2 separate regions of the Homo sapiens genome follow, and region 2 is linked to region 1. Evidence: chromatin loops called from intact Hi-C (ENCODE). Cell type or tissue: ovary. All regions are shown on one strand. Each heading gives the region's core, and the rest is flanking DNA. Links, peaks and the distances in the headings are about the cores only.

Region 1 (8,238 bases), core at 2,067-6,066:
TAAAGGATTTACTTTCTGTCTGCTTTTCCGTGAAGAATTTCCTTGTGATTTATTTGTGGGCCTAAGAGTTAGCGTGGTGTCCTGAACTTCATGGCTAATCCCCTCATTTCAAATCCTGATCTTCACATAGATGGAGTCACTTTTTGGAAGTTTGCCAGAGATGCTTGAGTTTCAGAAGGTGTTTCTGGAGACCCTGGAGGATGGGATTTCAGCATCATCTGACTTTAACACCCTAGAAACCCCCTCACAGTTTAGAGTAAGTATCTCAGATTTAGGCTTAAAGTAAAAATACGTGGCTATGGTACGTATTTCTCTCATGAGAATTCTCTCATGAGAAAGAATTTCTTGTCCTGTGACTATTGACTATTTATTGTCCTGTGACTATTTCCTTGCACCGTTTTCCTCTGTCAGGTGGTAAAGGAAGGCTGTATATATTTTTTTTTCCTGGCGCAGGTGCTTTTGGTAGTCAGAAGTCCAGCAGCACCTCCCGCCTGGTTGTTGACCACGTACGTGCTCTTTTCTCAGCTGCTGTGAAGGATATCCAAGGTGGTTGCTTCTGAAACCAGAGCTCCTACCCTGTGCCCAATCCTTCTTCCCCGTGGTCATGTGGATCTGGGATTAAGAGAATAGGTTTCTAATTGCTGGGCTCAAGCCCTCTCTTCTATGAAGCACCAGTGCTCCATAGCATCCGTGTAAGCCGCAGTGTGGCAGGAAGCCCCTCCAAGGGGACCTGGAACCATACAGACAGCATCACTCTCCCCAAGCAATGCAGAGTCGGCTTTATTAGTGAACCTCTCTCAGATTGTTTATATCCCACCTTGTCAGCTGTATTTTTGTAGAACTTTCTTTGTTTCTTGTCCTTGGATTGCACACTGTCAGTAGGCTCTGCCGCTGGAAACTTTGCAGTCAAGCTAGATACCTGCCAGGGGAGCGCCTGGGCTGTTCCCCACCTCCTGTGTGGATGGAGCAGGTTTGAACTTCTCCAAGGCATTAGTGCTATGGAATCTGACAGAAGCCATGGGGCCGTCAAATGCCATAAGCCAGCACGCATTGATTAAACCATGTCTGATTTGACTTTCCCCTCTGCCCTTCTAGAAATTACTGTTTTCCCTTGGAGGCTCTTTCCTTTATTACGCGGACCACTTTAAACTGTACAGTGGATTCTGTGCTAACCATATCAAAGTACAGAAGGTTCTGGAGCGAGGTAAGTTGCTTATGCCTTTTATAGTTTTTTTTTTTTTTTGCATTTTTAACTGTTAGTAAAGGGTAAATCTGTATTTAACAAGTAGAGAGTAAGTACAATTTTGATGTATTAAGGTCCATCCTTGACCTTGACAGTGGCAAATATTAAAGGGAAAGGTTTCTGTTTCTGTCAGTTAATTAGTAGCTGGGAACAAGTATGCCTAAGAGCAGAGATGTTGCTTTGCCATGTGTCACTTTGCTGTCAGTTACATCTGGATTCTTTTCTTGCCAAATTCCTTTCTCTAAAAACTTGCAACCCCAAACCCTAGATGGGAGTAGAAAGAAATGCATGCTATGGTGTTTTTTTTTTTTTCCTTGTTAATCTTCTTAAGCCTGAGGAGCCACAACAGCCTACCACGAAACTCACAAGAAGTGTGTCAGCTGAAAGTAAAGTCTCTCTGGTGCAACTGGAAAGAGCTCACATTTCCCAAAGGTTGCTCTTCGGTGTTTCTCTCTGCGTGGGCCTGGAGGGCATCTGGAGGTTTATCCTGACGCCCTTAGTGCTCATTCATGTCCACGGATGCAGCTCTGCCATTGGATTTTAATCCAGAACGTCATGATATCCCAGAAGAAAAGCCCCACATTTAAAAAGTGGGGTCTTAGAGTGCTTCAAATGAGCAAGACCCAGCCCAAATCCATCTTCTCCAGTTGCTTTAGACAGTTGCTGAACTCTGTTGCCATTTCCTCCCACAAACACCCTCTTTTTAATTAAATTTAATTAATTAATTTTAAAAATGTAAAAATGTTCGTAGAAATGGGTCTCACTGTGTTGCCCAGGCTGGTCTCAAGCTCCTGGCCTCAAGTGATCCTCCTATCTAGGCCTCCCAAAGTGCTGGGATTATAGGCATGAGCCACCACGCCTGGCCCACAAGCACCTTTGTATTGACAGTCTGTAGTACAGTGAAAGCATACCAATGTACTTGTCAATACATATTGACAGTCAGTGCAGTACAGTGAAAGCATACCAATGGCTTGCTCCATTCCTCCTTTGTCATAAAGAAGAGGGGTCCTGTCACCACCTACTTGGCCTGGTAATCACATTCAAAATGGTATTGCATCTCCTAGAATGTTGTAGATTTTGATCTTACAACACAATCCCAAATAAGGGTGTATCTTCCTTCAGAGTAGCTGCATTCCAAGCAACTGGGCATCCAGTGCCAACTGGTGGAATCCAAGTAGCACTGGTGTATCCGCTGGTACCCAAACCAAATGCACCTGGATTCCTACACACACCCTTCATGGCACTCAGACAAAGGGGCAGTTTTCACTGCCAGAGAGGGTCCTACTGCCATGCCTGTTGGAAGGGAGCTGTGGCTCTAGGTATGCGAAAGGTGAATCTGCTTGGAGCTGTGGAGTGAAGGCTGTAGGCTGCAGGCTGTGGTGCCTGTCACCTTACTTTACAGGAGAAAAGACACTGCTTTCCAGATAACCCTTAAGTGTACAGAATACAAATAAGCAACAACTAGAGTGAGGCCAGTGGGAAAAACACTGGTTTATTTTCCTTTATGAAATTTTTGTGGGTATGGTGTAGGGTCTGGATAACATTGCTTAATGGCTTTTTTGATGTTGTTTTTTTTGAGATGGAGTCTCACTTTGTTGCCTAGGCTGGAGTGCAGTGGCGCGATCTTGGCTCACTGCACCCTCCACCTCAGGAGTTCAGGTGATTCTCCTCCCTCAGCCTCCTGAGTAGCTGGGATTAGAGGCGCCCACCACCACGCCCGGCGAATTTTTGTATTTTTAGTAGAGACGGGTTTCACCATGTTGGCCAGGCTGGTCTCGAACTCGTGACCTCAGGTGATCTGCCCGCCTCAGCCTCCCAAAGTGCTGGGATTACGGGCGTGAGCCACCGCACCTGGCCACGCTTCATGGCTTTTAATGAATTGTTTGAAACTCACTTTTTAGGCCACCTATAACAATATTTCTCATGGGTATGCATGAAATGTGTCTTTAAAGTCAGACATTCCTGCATTTTGAGTCAGTGTTAGTCTTTGGGGCGCAGCCTGCATTCCATCCTCGGAAGCTCCCAGCACTCCAGGGCTCTGTCAGGGCTGTGAGGCGGAATCCCACGCTGACAGCTGGGTGCCTGACCCACTGATGTGTTGGGGTTTTCATTAAAGAATGGCATTAGGAGGACTATAGAAATAGATGATCTATAAATGTTAAAAGAGAAATGAAGAATTTAATTCACCCCACTGTGCTCTTCTGAGGTCTTTTATCCATCTGCTTGTAGCTAAAACTGACAAAGCCTTCAAGGCTTTTCTGGACGCCCGGAACCCCACCAAGCAGCATTCCTCCACGCTGGAGTCCTACCTCATCAAGCCGGTTCAGAGAGTGCTCAAGTACCCGCTGCTGCTCAAGGAGCTGGTGTCCCTGACGGACCAGGAGAGCGAGGAGCACTACCACCTGACGGGTGAGGCGGCGGCGGCACCTCCGGGCGAGGGCCTGCACAGGGCGGCGAGGGGCTGCCAGCCGTGCCCTGGGCCTGACAGCTCACCTCTTCCCCGCCTAGTGGCACGTCCTAAGTCACTTTTCAGTTCTGCGATGGTTAATCTTAGGTTTCACGTGAATATGTGAAACTAGCTAGGCGTCTGGGCACTCCTTTAGAGCTTACAAAATACTTGGGTAGAAATGATCTCATCCGGGTAGCGCCATACTCCTCCTATGCAGGGATGATTCTGTCTTCACTCTCAAAATAAGTAAATTACCTCAGGTCACGTGGCTGTGAAACAGTGCCGCTGGAACTGAAAATCAGGCCTATTTTCCTACCACTTGGTTAAGTTTTGTGGGGTTCGCTGCCCGAGCTGCTGGTCAGATTTGTTGGGTGAGGCTCCACCTTGTGGAGATCTCTGAGCAGAGCTCGGCTTCAAAACCAAACTCCCAATGATGGGTTATGCTTTCAAGTCGCTACTGGTGTGTTACTGTTTGAACCTCTGAAATTACTGGCCTGAGACACAATTTATCAAAAACACAAAGCCTTGCAGTTTGATAGTAAATAGAGGATCCTTAAAGAGGGGCTTTATTTGGGTTGGAGATAGTGATTTGTTCATATGTTGAAACTAGGAGGTCCAATTAAACCATAGGTGATAAAATTTATGGGGAGAGAGAGGCTTATTAACACTTTAGTATTACTGAATAATAAATACTGAGAAGAGCGTAAATTAAACTGGCTTTTTTTCCATGACAAGCATACTTTGGTATCAAAATCAACAAGAGGAAAGCATTTTTGTATGACAGTTAACTTCTATAAGTAAATAATACAAATTATGTTCAGCATTCATACTATGTAAAAACTTCATTTTGTATTAAGATGATCTTTAGAAGGGTTTGATTTAAAAAACTTCCTTCCAAACTTCCCTCCAGTTAGAATTAAAATGCTGAATTGGGAGAAAAAAAAGTATAAAGAATACTGAATTTAGAAGTGACCTAAAATTTTGCTTTTTGGCTTTTATAAAATAATGTATCTCTCATATTCCCTCGCGGAAAGTTATGAACATATACCATATATAAATGCAAACAATTGTTCTGTCAGTCAGTCATGTACTGGGGTGTTTTTAAGTTCCATTTAAACCTAGATCCGGGTTCCCAGAAGGGCAAGCCAAACTCGAGAGCTGGTGCCCTAAGCCCAGTCAGGCTTGGGTTTGAAGCCTGGCTCCATTCTTGTGTTTTCCTCTCTGGAACTCTGGCAGAATATCCTGCACTCACTTTTCTCATCTGTAAAATGGGATGGTTTAGTCTTTGAGTTATTGCGGGCACTAAATGAGATGATTCACAGAAATCACCTGTCGTGATCCTTGCTAAGTAGAAAGTGCTCCAGAAATGTCAGTTGTTGTTATTAGTGATACTTTTCACTGATACTCTGTCTCATTTCAAAAAGAATTTGAAGTAGGAGATAATTTTGCTGTTCTTCATTCTAAGGGCTGGGCTACAGTGGGCTGTTGTGACTTATTCTGAATGTAATGCTCCTGCTAGTGGGTACTGGTCTGGAATCCTGAGTTGAATCTTGACTCCATTCATTATTACTGTTGGATAGAATCTAAAACAAATAACAGTTATGAAATAAATATGATTTCATATCTTGCAGAAGCACTAAAGGCAATGGAGAAAGTAGCGAGCCACATCAATGAGATGCAGAAGATCTATGAGGATTATGGGACCGTGTTTGACCAGCTAGTAGCTGAGCAGAGCGGAACAGAGAAGGAGGTCCGTGAGACATCTGCACCCTGGGAGCCTAGTGCATGTGGTGTGGGGTCTGTAGGTGACCTTCTAGATAGGCTGCCCTGTTAGGACTTTCCTGGAGGAGAAAATGCCTAAGATTTTTCTTGATAACAATGTGTCTAATGAACTACACAATTTACATATAGACATATCATAAAATTCATTACACTGGTTTAAAATATAACCTTATGTCACGTTCACATTGTCTGGAACATCCATGGAGGGTGAGAGCTGGCAGAGGGTGGGGTGGAGAAAGGACATGGGAACTGGCATGTGGAGTCTGGGGCTTTTCCTTTTTGATTTTGCCTTTTTTTTTTTTTTTTTTTAACATCAAATATTGGTGGTTACCTGCTTACTTATAAAACTAGTCCAAGCAGGATTTGACATTTTCTGTATTTTTCCTTTTTATCTGATTGCTTAATTTAGAATCTTGTGCTTCTCAAGCCAGCATGCAGGAAGTAGCATAGTTTAGGGAGAAAATGGCAGGAACAGGAAAGGACTGGAGATCAGTCCTTCACTCTGGCCAGTTTCAATGCTGGTGCTCTTTTATCAGCAGCCCGAATGGAGCTCAGAGGTGATGGATGTACTAGATCCCAGGGGAAAGCTTACAAAAGGCACTCTGGAAGAACCACGGACACTGGTAGAGTTCATCTTATGGAAACTGAGTTGGTCACAAGGCATGTCTCACCTACATGTGCGTGCACTGGAGCAAAATGCCTTCACCTTTATGTTATTCATCAGACACTTGGGTGCTTAACTCATATTTTCAAAAGCTCCACCGTTTAAGGCCCCATGTTTACAGGTATCATAAAAATTAAACCAGCTGTGCTTGCATTTTAGCAATGACTGTGTGTACATCACTATCTAACAAGAGATCATCTAGCCTGGGATTTCCGTATCTTCCTTACCTCCTGTTTTTACAATCTAGGTAACAGAACTTTCGATGGGAGAGCTTCTGATGCACTCTACGGTTTCCTGGTTGAATCCATTTCTGTCTCTAGGAAAAGCTAGAAAGGACCTTGAGCTCACAGTATTTGGTTAGTATTCCATTCAGAAGAATGCAGACTGAACAGAGGCTGGGATTACGGAAGAACTTCACTAGCCGCACCAGTCCAGCTCACTCCTGAGCTCCAGGAGTCAGAATTGCTATAATGGTTGGGGACTTAACAGGGCCAGCCCCCAACTATTTGAAACTCCGGCATCGCTCTGCATCCTCATTATCTTGTTCTCCCTTCTGCTGCTTGGCTCAGGCCAAGTGTTACAGGAACAGATCCCTGCGGCTATTTTGAAACCTGCTATCTTTTTCTTTTTCTTTTTCTGAGACGAGGTTTTGCTCTTGTTGCCCAGGCTGGAGTGCAATGGTGTGATCTCTGCTCACTGCAACCTCCACCTCCCAGGTTCAAGCTATTCCCCTGCCTAAGCCTCCTGAGTAGCTGGGATTACAGGTGCTCGCCACCACGCCCGGCTGATTTTTGTATTTTTAGTAGAGATGGGGTTTCACCATGCTGGCCAGACTGGTCTCGAACTCCTGACCTCAGGTGATCCACCTGCCTCAGCCTCCTGGAGTGCTGGGATTACAGGCATTAGCCACCGTGCCTGGCCAGAAACCTGCTATCTTAATAGTCTGCTGTATTTCAAATGTTTTAATTCTGAGAGTTGGGAGAACAAGTGACAGTATATTGTCACTGAGATGAACACAGTGTCCTCAGCTTTCAATAAAACAAAGAGTTTAAAAAAGCCAAGATCAACTTCTAATAGTAGCTTTTAAATAAGCAGGTGCTTCTGCATAGTTCAAATATGAGCGAAAGGGAAGTACCATTTATTCACTCATGTTGGCAGAGTGAGGTCTTAGAGACTCATACGTTTGGAGAGTGTTACTCTGTTAAGACGTTCAGCTCTAGTTTAACCTTGGAAGAGTTTGCATAAAATAAAGACTTTCTTTCTCTTTTCCTTTCTTTAGTTTTTAAGAGAGCCGTCATACTGGTTTATAAAGAAAACTGCAAACTGAAAAAGAAATTGGTAAGGCAAAAATTCATTTTAATTTAAGCTACCTTTTCATAGCTGTATCTTCCTATTAACGTTGAACTGAAAAGCCCACTGAGCACCAAGGCTGGGCTGACTGATACTGCTTACTCTGAGGGTAACTAACCCCATCACATACTGAGAGCGTTTCTGAGTCTCCCCATGAAAGATGTCTGTTTTAAAAGAAGATATACAGCTGGGCACGGTGGCTCATGCCTGTAATCTCAGCACTTTGGGAGGCTGAGGCTTGAGCCCAGGAATTTGAGACCAGCCTGGCCAACATGGTGAAACCCTGCCTCTACCAAAAATACAAGTAACTGGGTGTGGTAGCACGTGCCTGTAGTCCCAGCTACTCGGGAGGCTGAGGCAGGAGGATCAATTGAGCCCAGGAGGTGGAAGCTGCAGTGAGCCTTGATCATGCCACTGCATTCCAGCCTGTGCGACAGAGTGAGACCCTGTCAATAAATACATAAATAAGTAAATAAAGTAGATAAATACTCATATGGGGGCCTACATAGAACATCGACTTTTATATCCCTGAAAATGGCCCATGTTTGTTCCATAAACATAGTCTGTGAAACTTTGGTTTATTTTCAAATGCCTTTTACCTTCACTCAGAAAAAAGCAAAGCCTAGCTGTGGATACCATATGCCATTGGTTTACCATTCAGAGGCAGCGTCAGGGCGTGGAAGCTTTGGCTGCTGTTCTTGCTTTGAGACCTGTAACTGCTTCTGAACCACAACTCTGCCTCCGCACCTT
Region 2 (8,238 bases), core at 1,638-5,637, 250 kb after region 1:
CAGGTGACCTGCCCGTTTTGGCCTCCCAAAGTGCTGGAATTACAGGTGTAAGCCACTGTGCCCAGCCTCTCTGCTCAATTTTAGGGGTTTATGTGATTAGATTAGGTCCACTCAGATAATCCAAAATAATCAACCCATTTTACAGTTTGTCACCTAATTACATCACGGGGTCCCTTTCGCTGTGTTTTGCAACATATTTCAGGTTCTAGGGCTTACACATGAGCATTTTATGGAGCTATTATACCGCCTATTGAATAACAAGGCAGTTTTTATAATCCAAAGCCTCGAGATTTTTGTTTTCTGTGTAAGAAGAATAAAACAAATAAAAAGAACAAAACAATGTACAAATATCCTCTGTTAGGTGATAAACATGAGTGTAGACAGTATAATCTTATTTCTGTAATTCCAGAGCATTTATTTTTCTGGAATGTTGTGATTTGCAACTTGTTCCTACAACACACCTTTTCAATCCTTCCCTCCATCTAGAATTTCAAGCATGTAGTGTATATGATGATCATGCCAGGAGGCCCAAAAGAAAGAGGTGCTACAGAACTATTTTAGCTTTCTGAATATTATTTTATTTGCAGACTTATAGAATATACGTGCCCTGATTCTCCCAGATTCTGGCTTCCTGTCACCCTCTTCTGTTTGTACAAATTATGTAGACAATATAGCTAGATCATGAAATCAAACCGCTGTGTTCTGAAATTCTGCCTCTATCGTATTCTTTCTGACTTTTACATTAGACCTTACATTGGCAGCCCCTGGGAACCAATATTATGTATTTGGTTCTTTCAACAAGACTAAACCTCTTTATAACTTCCCCATCTTGTGTCATTTAATCCTCCACTGACATCTTCAAGCCTTTCCTGTTATTACATGAAAAGATATTCATCTGGAAATGTCACCTCAATGTAAATGTTACAGCTATCAAAACTATGAAGTGTCTGAGATTTTATCCTATTTGCAAGCTAATAAGTTTACCTGTCACAGTTTCATGGATGCTTGTAGAAGATACGAGACTCCTGGGCTAGAGACAAAGGATATTATTACTCATGGCACTCACGAAGCAGGAACGTCATAATGTTCAAAATGTTTCCCTTGCGCCCTGATACCCAGGGGCATGATGTGGAGCAGCCTAGGTGGATACTCCACATGCAGTGGGTTTGCCTCATGCTGAGAAACTCTGAGCTTTTAAAGGGATCTCAGAAACCACTGTTTTAAAGGGGGCTGCCAGAAAATCTGCCCAACCTTGGCTTGAAAAGAGACATTTTATTATCCTGATTGCAGACAAATCAGCCTTGTGCCCTAGAGAAAGGTACTATATCTTCCAAGGCTGTTGCTATACAAATATCCTCCAAAAGACTGTGCTGTAAAAAGCTGCCAATTCCTCTAGTCAAAAGACATGCAGAAATGCAAGAGATCCATGAGGAATTGTCTTCCAACTGCTTCTTGTTCAAAAAGTGTCCCTTTGCCGATAAGCGAGCATGCCTGTCTGATACAAACCAGACTAGCTTTGCCTAGATTTAAATGATGTTAGAACCATTTAAAATTAGCTAAATTATATACACATACTTTATAATTAATTATTTCTTGAAAAAATTGCATATACATACACATATACAAATAAACACTTTCCAAGAGACTATTACTAAACAAGCAACAAAATATTTATTTCTAACATTTACTAAGCAGAACAAATGAAACAACATAGCAATTAAAAGATTGAGACATGGTTTAAAGAACTGTGCTTACATATTTAAGAAAGGGCTTCTCTGGGAAAAGGAACACTGCTCTAAGCTAGCTTTCCCAAAGTTTGATATTCAAGTACAATTTCCTATAGCTAATCCTTGAGAAAAGAATTCATATTCTAGTAATTTGAGGACATGCTTTATAACAGCCTTTTCTCCACTAAGAATCACAATGCAATTTAGCATATTAAAGATTCTGAGAAGTCTTGACATGAGGAAATTGGTTTTATTTTGTTTAATTCACTATTGTCTTAATTAATTTGATAATGAACTCTCTCTCTGTGTGTGTGTGTGTGTGTGTGTGTGTGTGTGTATCTAGTACTAAAGGTGGTACTACATAAATGTGACCAAGATTTAGATTTACTAGGTTATTCTTTTCTTATTTAGCATGGGCTATTTAAAGTCTTGGAATATACTTTGGATTTGATTTATTCTGCACATTTCACATTCAAATTCTACATTTTTATAGGGCTTGATTATCTGGAAATGTCATTAACTTATTCTCACTGTCCTTCTGCTTCCTCCGATCTATTTATAAGGTCAGTTCCTGAAGCTTAATTTTTCATATTGATGAGGAAATGTGCAGCTATGTCAAACTTTTTAATAATTCACAATAAGGATAAGCATCCATGTGTAATCTTTGCACTTATAAAATACACCTTAAAAGTGATCAATTAGTTACCAAAAACTACTCTTATTTTAATGTAAATTAATTTTATACCATTTGTAGGTCTTTCCACATAGTTAACCTCAGCCTTAAATAGTTTGATTTTTTTCCCTGCCTGATAAGATACAAAATGCACAACAGGACACACAGTAATAAGAAACAAGGGCAATTTCTTTTAATACAGATGTTCTTTCTTTTTTTTAGTCTCATTTAGAGGAAAAGATGTTCTAATAAATGATGACAGTTTCTTTTTTATTATATTTTCTTCCAATCTTTAAAAAAATCAGTTTCATTGAGTATAATTAATTATATAATAAATCAATTTAAATTGAATTGTATAATTCAATTAGCTTTGAAAAATGTATAAAGTTGTGTAAGTGTCACCACAATCAAAATATAAAACATTTTTATCATCTCTAAAAGCATCCCTGTGCTTTTTTGCATTCAGTTCTTCTCTTTGCCCCCCAGCCTCTGGCAACTACTGATCTTTTTGTTACTATAGTGTTATTTTTATCACAGTGCATGTAATTCTCTGTGTCTGACTTCTTTCACTTGAGTAATTCATTTGAGAATCATCTATGCTGTTGGCTCTATCAGCACTGTATTTCTTTTTATGACTAAGTAGTATCCCCTTTTATAGATATACTATTTGTTTAATTCATTTACCACTCTAGGCACATTTGGCTTGTTTCCATTTTGAGCTATTCTGTATACTATGCAGCCATAAACAATGAAGAGTTCATGTCCTTTGTAGGGACATGGATGAAATTGGAAATCATCATTCTCAGTAAACTATCGCAAGAACAAAAAACCAAACACCGCATATTCTCACTCATAGGTGGGAATTGAACAATGAGAACACATGGACACAGGAAGGGGAACATCACCCTCTGGGGACTGTTGTGGGGTTGGGGGAGGGGGGAGGGATAGCTTTAGGAGATATACCTAATGGTAAACGACGAGTTAATGGGTGCAGCACACCAGCATGGCACATGTATACATATGTAACTAACCTGCACATTGTGCACATGTACCCTAAAACTTAAAGTATAATAATAATTAAAAAAAATGACTATGAACTTTCAGTCTTTACATGACATATATTCTCATTTTTTCTTGTGTAAATATGGAGGAGTGGAATTTCTGGGTACTGTGATAGGTGTCCTTTTAGCCTAAGAAGCAGCTGGCAAGCTGTTTCCCAAAGTGCCTGCATCAATTTTAATTTTACTTGTACATTGCAACAACATATGAAACTTTAGTTAATCCCTGTCCTCACCAACACTTGGTAGAGTTAGTCTTTTTAATTTTAGCCAATTTAGTGGACATGTAGTAGTATTTGTATTTCCTTAATGACTAATGATACTGAGCACCTATTATGTGCCTATATGCCATTTGTATATTTTCTTTTAAGTAGTGTTCACATATTTTTGCCCAGTTTTTATTGAGTTGTCTTATTATCAAATTACGAGCTCTTCAGATATTCTTGTCACAAATCCTGTAACAGTTATATGTTTTGAAAATATTTCTCCCAAGTCTGTGGCTGCTTATCTTTTTATTCTTTTAACAGTATTTTCTGAAGAGCAATTTAAAAAATATTATGAAGTCTAATTTATCATTTTTTCCCTTAGTTGGTGCTTTTGGTGTCCTAGGAAATATTTGCCTAGCCCATGGTCACAAAAATTTTCTTCTGTTCTTTCTTTGCAATTCCCACTAATATTCCTTATTCTGCAGTCTATTTATTTCTGGTGTTAATACAGCCACTACAGCTTTCTTTTGATTATTTTTCATGTTATATGTAGTCCATATTTTTTCCATTCTTTTATATTTAACTTGTTTTTATTTTTATTATTATTATTTTTGAGACAGGGCCTTGCTCTGTCACCAGGCTGGAGTGCAGTGGCACAATCTCTGCTCACTGCAACCTCTGCCTCCTGGGTTCAAGTGATTCTCCTGCCTCAGCCTCCCAAGTAGCTGGGATTACAGGTGCCTGCCACCATGCCTGGCTAATTTTTGTATTTTTAGCAGAGATGGGGTTTCACCACGTTGATAAGTCTGGTCTCGAACTCCTGACCTCAAGTGATCGGCTCGCCTCGGCTTCCCAAAGTGCTGGTTTTACATGTATGAGCCACTGTGCCTGGCCTATATTTAACTTATCTTAAAAGTATTTATTTTTAATGTTGGTTTTCTGGAGACAGTATATCGCTGGATTTTGATTTTTTATTAAATCTGACTATTTCAGATTCAATAAAATCAAAACTTTTAGACTATTTATATAAGTGTAATTACTGATATACTTTGATTTAAATCTACCATCTTTCTACTTATTATTTGTTTTATCTGTGTCCTTCCTCCTGCCCCAATTTTCTTGCCTTCTCTTAGTTTGTTTTTTATCTGACTGCTTTCCACGCTTTCCCTCAGCATTTTAGAGTTTTACTTTATGCACGTGCAGATCAGTATTTAAACAATGATTTGAGTGGCAACTTCAGCAGATCTCTGAAGCTCCCTCTTCACTGTTCTGTCCCACAAATTTTAGACGCTCTGGTTTCTTCAAACTCTAAACCTTACCTCTTCAACTCATTGACTCTCTAGCCCCTCTTAGTCTTCTGCCTCACTGCTTTTGATCCTAAAAACTGTGGCTGGGTGTGGTGGCTCATGCCTGTAATCCCAGCATTTTGGGAGGCAGAGGGGGGCAGATCATGAGATCAAGAGATTGAGACCATCCTGGCCAACATGGTGAAACCCCGTTTCTACTAAAAATACAAAAATTAGTTGGGTGTGGTGGCGCACGCCTGTAAGTCCCAGCTACTTGGGAGGCTGAGGCAGGAGAATCGTTTGAACCCGGGAGGCAGAGGTTGCAGTGAGCTGAGACCGCACCACTGCACTCCAGCCTAGCGACAGAGTGAGACTCTGTCTTAACAACAACAAAAAAATGAAATTCCTTCCAGGCAGTAAGCTGGGGCAATTGAAGAGTTTAACTCATGTTTTCCCCCTCTAGCAGGTATAACTGACATACATCACCTATGTCCACTGTCTGCAATCATTTGTTTCATATATTTTTTCTAGGTTTCTAGTTGTGTATAGCAGGTGGCAGTTCCTATAGCATTAATCTTTCATGGGTGGAGTATTTGATAATGCTTTCTTTATTCTACCCTTGTGGAAATTGTCTGAATAAATTTTCAGCACCATGTTGTATGTGAGTGAATGATGTTCAACCTTAGGAATTAGTCCCCACTGTGGAAAAGTACCTCCTCTTCCTTTTCTAAACTTTCCTCTCCAACCCTCCATTATTTTTAATGAAGAACTGTCATAGGCTAAATGACTTGAATTTCATAGGGTATAGACTTGAATTTATGTTTTTCTTAGCTGCAGCTGTTTAAAAAATAGGAAAAGATTTTCTGAATTTTCATTAATGTATTCATTGAGTTGATTTTGCTACTAAAATGGACTTTTATTGTTTTGTTCCTGCCAACTTCAGAATAGACTTTAAAACCATTTGTTTTTTTATTTATGAAATATGGTTTAATAACTAAAAATGCTTTATTGGTCCTTTATAGGAACTGCAAAATATGTAAAAAAGAGTGGGAGTGTGAAATGGGGAAAATTATTTAATTATCAATATCACCCTTTACTGTAAGCAGCTTATGCTTCTCTTTGGCCTTGAAAATGAACCTATGACATTCTGTGAGAAGAGTTGGCAATCCAAATAGGAACAGAAACACTGTTAGAGAAATCTAGAACAGACACAGAGAGTCTGTCCTTATCTGTGGCAGAAGACAGAAATCATGGGTTAAAAGTACTGAGAGTGTGACACTTTGAGCTAAACCCAACACCCCCATGACCATTGGGAGAGATGGAGACTTTGATTTCTCACGTTGTTGCTGCTCAACTCTCGGCACATGAGCTTCGTGCAACCTTCTAAATATTTCTTCTCTGACATGGGAAGAAGGAAAGCTTACGAGAATTGAATTTTCTTTCCTTTTCACTTGGGGAGAGAACCTTAATAATGGGAGAAAAGTAGTAAATATGCAAGCCCAGCATGTTGGATACAGCATTCTCTCTAGAAAAATAACCAGCTGGTCTTATCAGATTCCTGCCTGGAAGAGTATAAATAGCCTTTTCAGCGGTGCTGCCACAACTACTTACACTTTATAAATCAAAATTTGTAGTTTTGCTTGGGGAAACAAGCTACTTAAACAGGCCCATTTTAGAAAAACCTTTTCTGAGGCTCTTACTTTTCACTCAATCATTTCAGGTATGAAGCCTAGTAATTTTGGCATCATAGGTATTTATTCAATTTCTTTTCATACTGTACTGTAAGAAACCAGAGTAATTGTGCTCATTTTTCTGTTTTTTTACTAGGTGATAAACTGTTCCCATTTCCATGTCTTACAGAGATGCATTTAGATTGCCCTTAGGCATTGCTGGGTAGAGCTGTGCTAGCTGCCTGCTCAAACCTTCTATAGTGGCTTTTTTTCCTGTCACATGAGATAAAAAAAATCTTATGAGCTGCTGCCAAGGGGTTGGTTATGCTTCCTAGGGCTTCCGATGAGAAAAAATGTGGGAGAGCATAAGTTGTTAGAAAGTTAACTGAATCAAATGCCTGGTTGCTTCATTATTCAGCTTAAATAGTAAACTCAAGCTGTGTGACCTTCTGTGTGACATGAACTATTGCTTGAGGTTGGGGACGTGAAGATGAACAACAGAAAGCCCTGTTCTTGAGGAGCTGCTAGTCTAGCGACATGACACCCAGGTAAGATCAGTGGGTTACGTGCCAAGATGAAGGTGGAGGGAACCACGAGAACACAGAGGAAAGGCAGAGTCTCACCGAGCTAGGAGACGTACCCGACCGCTACTAAATAGCCAGGAAAATAGTTTTCACATTCTTTGATATCACTGCAAGTGAGTGAAAGCTGTAAAAATCAGGAGTAGAACGTGCTACCTGTTTCTGCAGTCCTTCAGTGTGGAAATTGTGTTTAAAGAAGGCATCCAGTGATGGGCTTGCAGTGGCACTGTTACTACAGAGTGAGAGGTAGACAAGCATCGGTCTCCTAGGAGAGGTCTCTGAAGGACATTGGAGCCAGATACTTGTAAATTAAGACTTTACAAATAATTACACCCATATTTTTTGAAGTTATCAAGCTGCTATTCTTAATTGGATTGTAATACAAATACTTTCCCTTGATTTTTGTTTCAAATATAACCAACGATCCTACTTCTGAATCACATCACAACTGATTAGATCAAATTATTTGTGAAAATGGACAACTTTTTCTAGTAAAAAATGCCCGTAAGGTTTTGCACAGTAATAAAACAAATTTGACCAGCCACATTTACAGGTGATTTTTCTTAAAACCTGAGATCTGTAGTAATATGTCATTTTTCTAGAGGAGCAGTTTGAATTCCATCCTCAGTAAGAGTGCTGTGCAGGGCAGGTAACCTTGCTTGGGAGTGAGTCTAGCTGGCCACCCTAAACCTGAATACTACTTTGCTTGTGTTCACTTGTTCTTATAGTCAAAGTAGTTTTCTTTAAAGGGACTGAAAAAGCCATTTGAGTTTATTTTTGCAGCTAAAATTCACTTCACTATATAGAATAATTTATAATCTATAGTGCTGTTTATGAATTTGTAGATTAGAATTTGGTCCTCTCTGAATACCAAGAATTACTGTATTATTTAGGACAATTTGTTTTTTCAGCATTAGGTAACCAATTTCTTAATTTTTGTTTGTTTGTTTGTTTGTTTGTTTGAGGCAAGGTTTTCCTTCATTAACCAGGCTGGAGTGCAATGGTCGGATCATAACTCTCTACAGCCTCAAACTCCT

The links. Peaks named below come from ENCODE experiments on the same cell type or tissue, not always from the same donor. Only the 100,000 strongest peaks of a DNase experiment are listed, where the experiment ranks them.
Region 2: a loop joins it to region 1, with 9 times the contacts of the local background. A loop is called at or near these places in 1 of 110 quality-filtered maps.

What each region holds. Positions count from the first base shown.
Region 1 is chr6:155,244,528-155,252,765 of GRCh38, forward strand. It overlaps TIAM2 (TIAM Rac1 associated GEF 2), which reads left to right. Exons shown (of 27, transcript NM_012454.4): 18 at 131-256; 19 at 1,096-1,204; 20 at 3,473-3,652; 21 at 5,324-5,442; 22 at 6,386-6,494; 23 at 7,418-7,476. It also overlaps a transcript of TFB1M not described here. Among named protein-coding and RNA genes, the nearest start is that of CLDN20, 15 kb to the right of the region's middle. RefSeq lists an enhancer at 2,808-3,503. In ovary, for the core only: a CTCF peak has its summit at 4,062 (motif pointing left); DNase peaks (open chromatin) are centred at 3,617 and 4,044; H3K27ac peaks cover 833 bases.
Region 2 is chr6:155,498,878-155,507,115 of GRCh38, forward strand. No RefSeq gene overlaps it. Among named protein-coding and RNA genes, the nearest start is that of NOX3, 47 kb to the left of the region's middle. In ovary, for the core only: no CTCF peak of the experiment used is centred there; no DNase peak of the experiment used is centred there.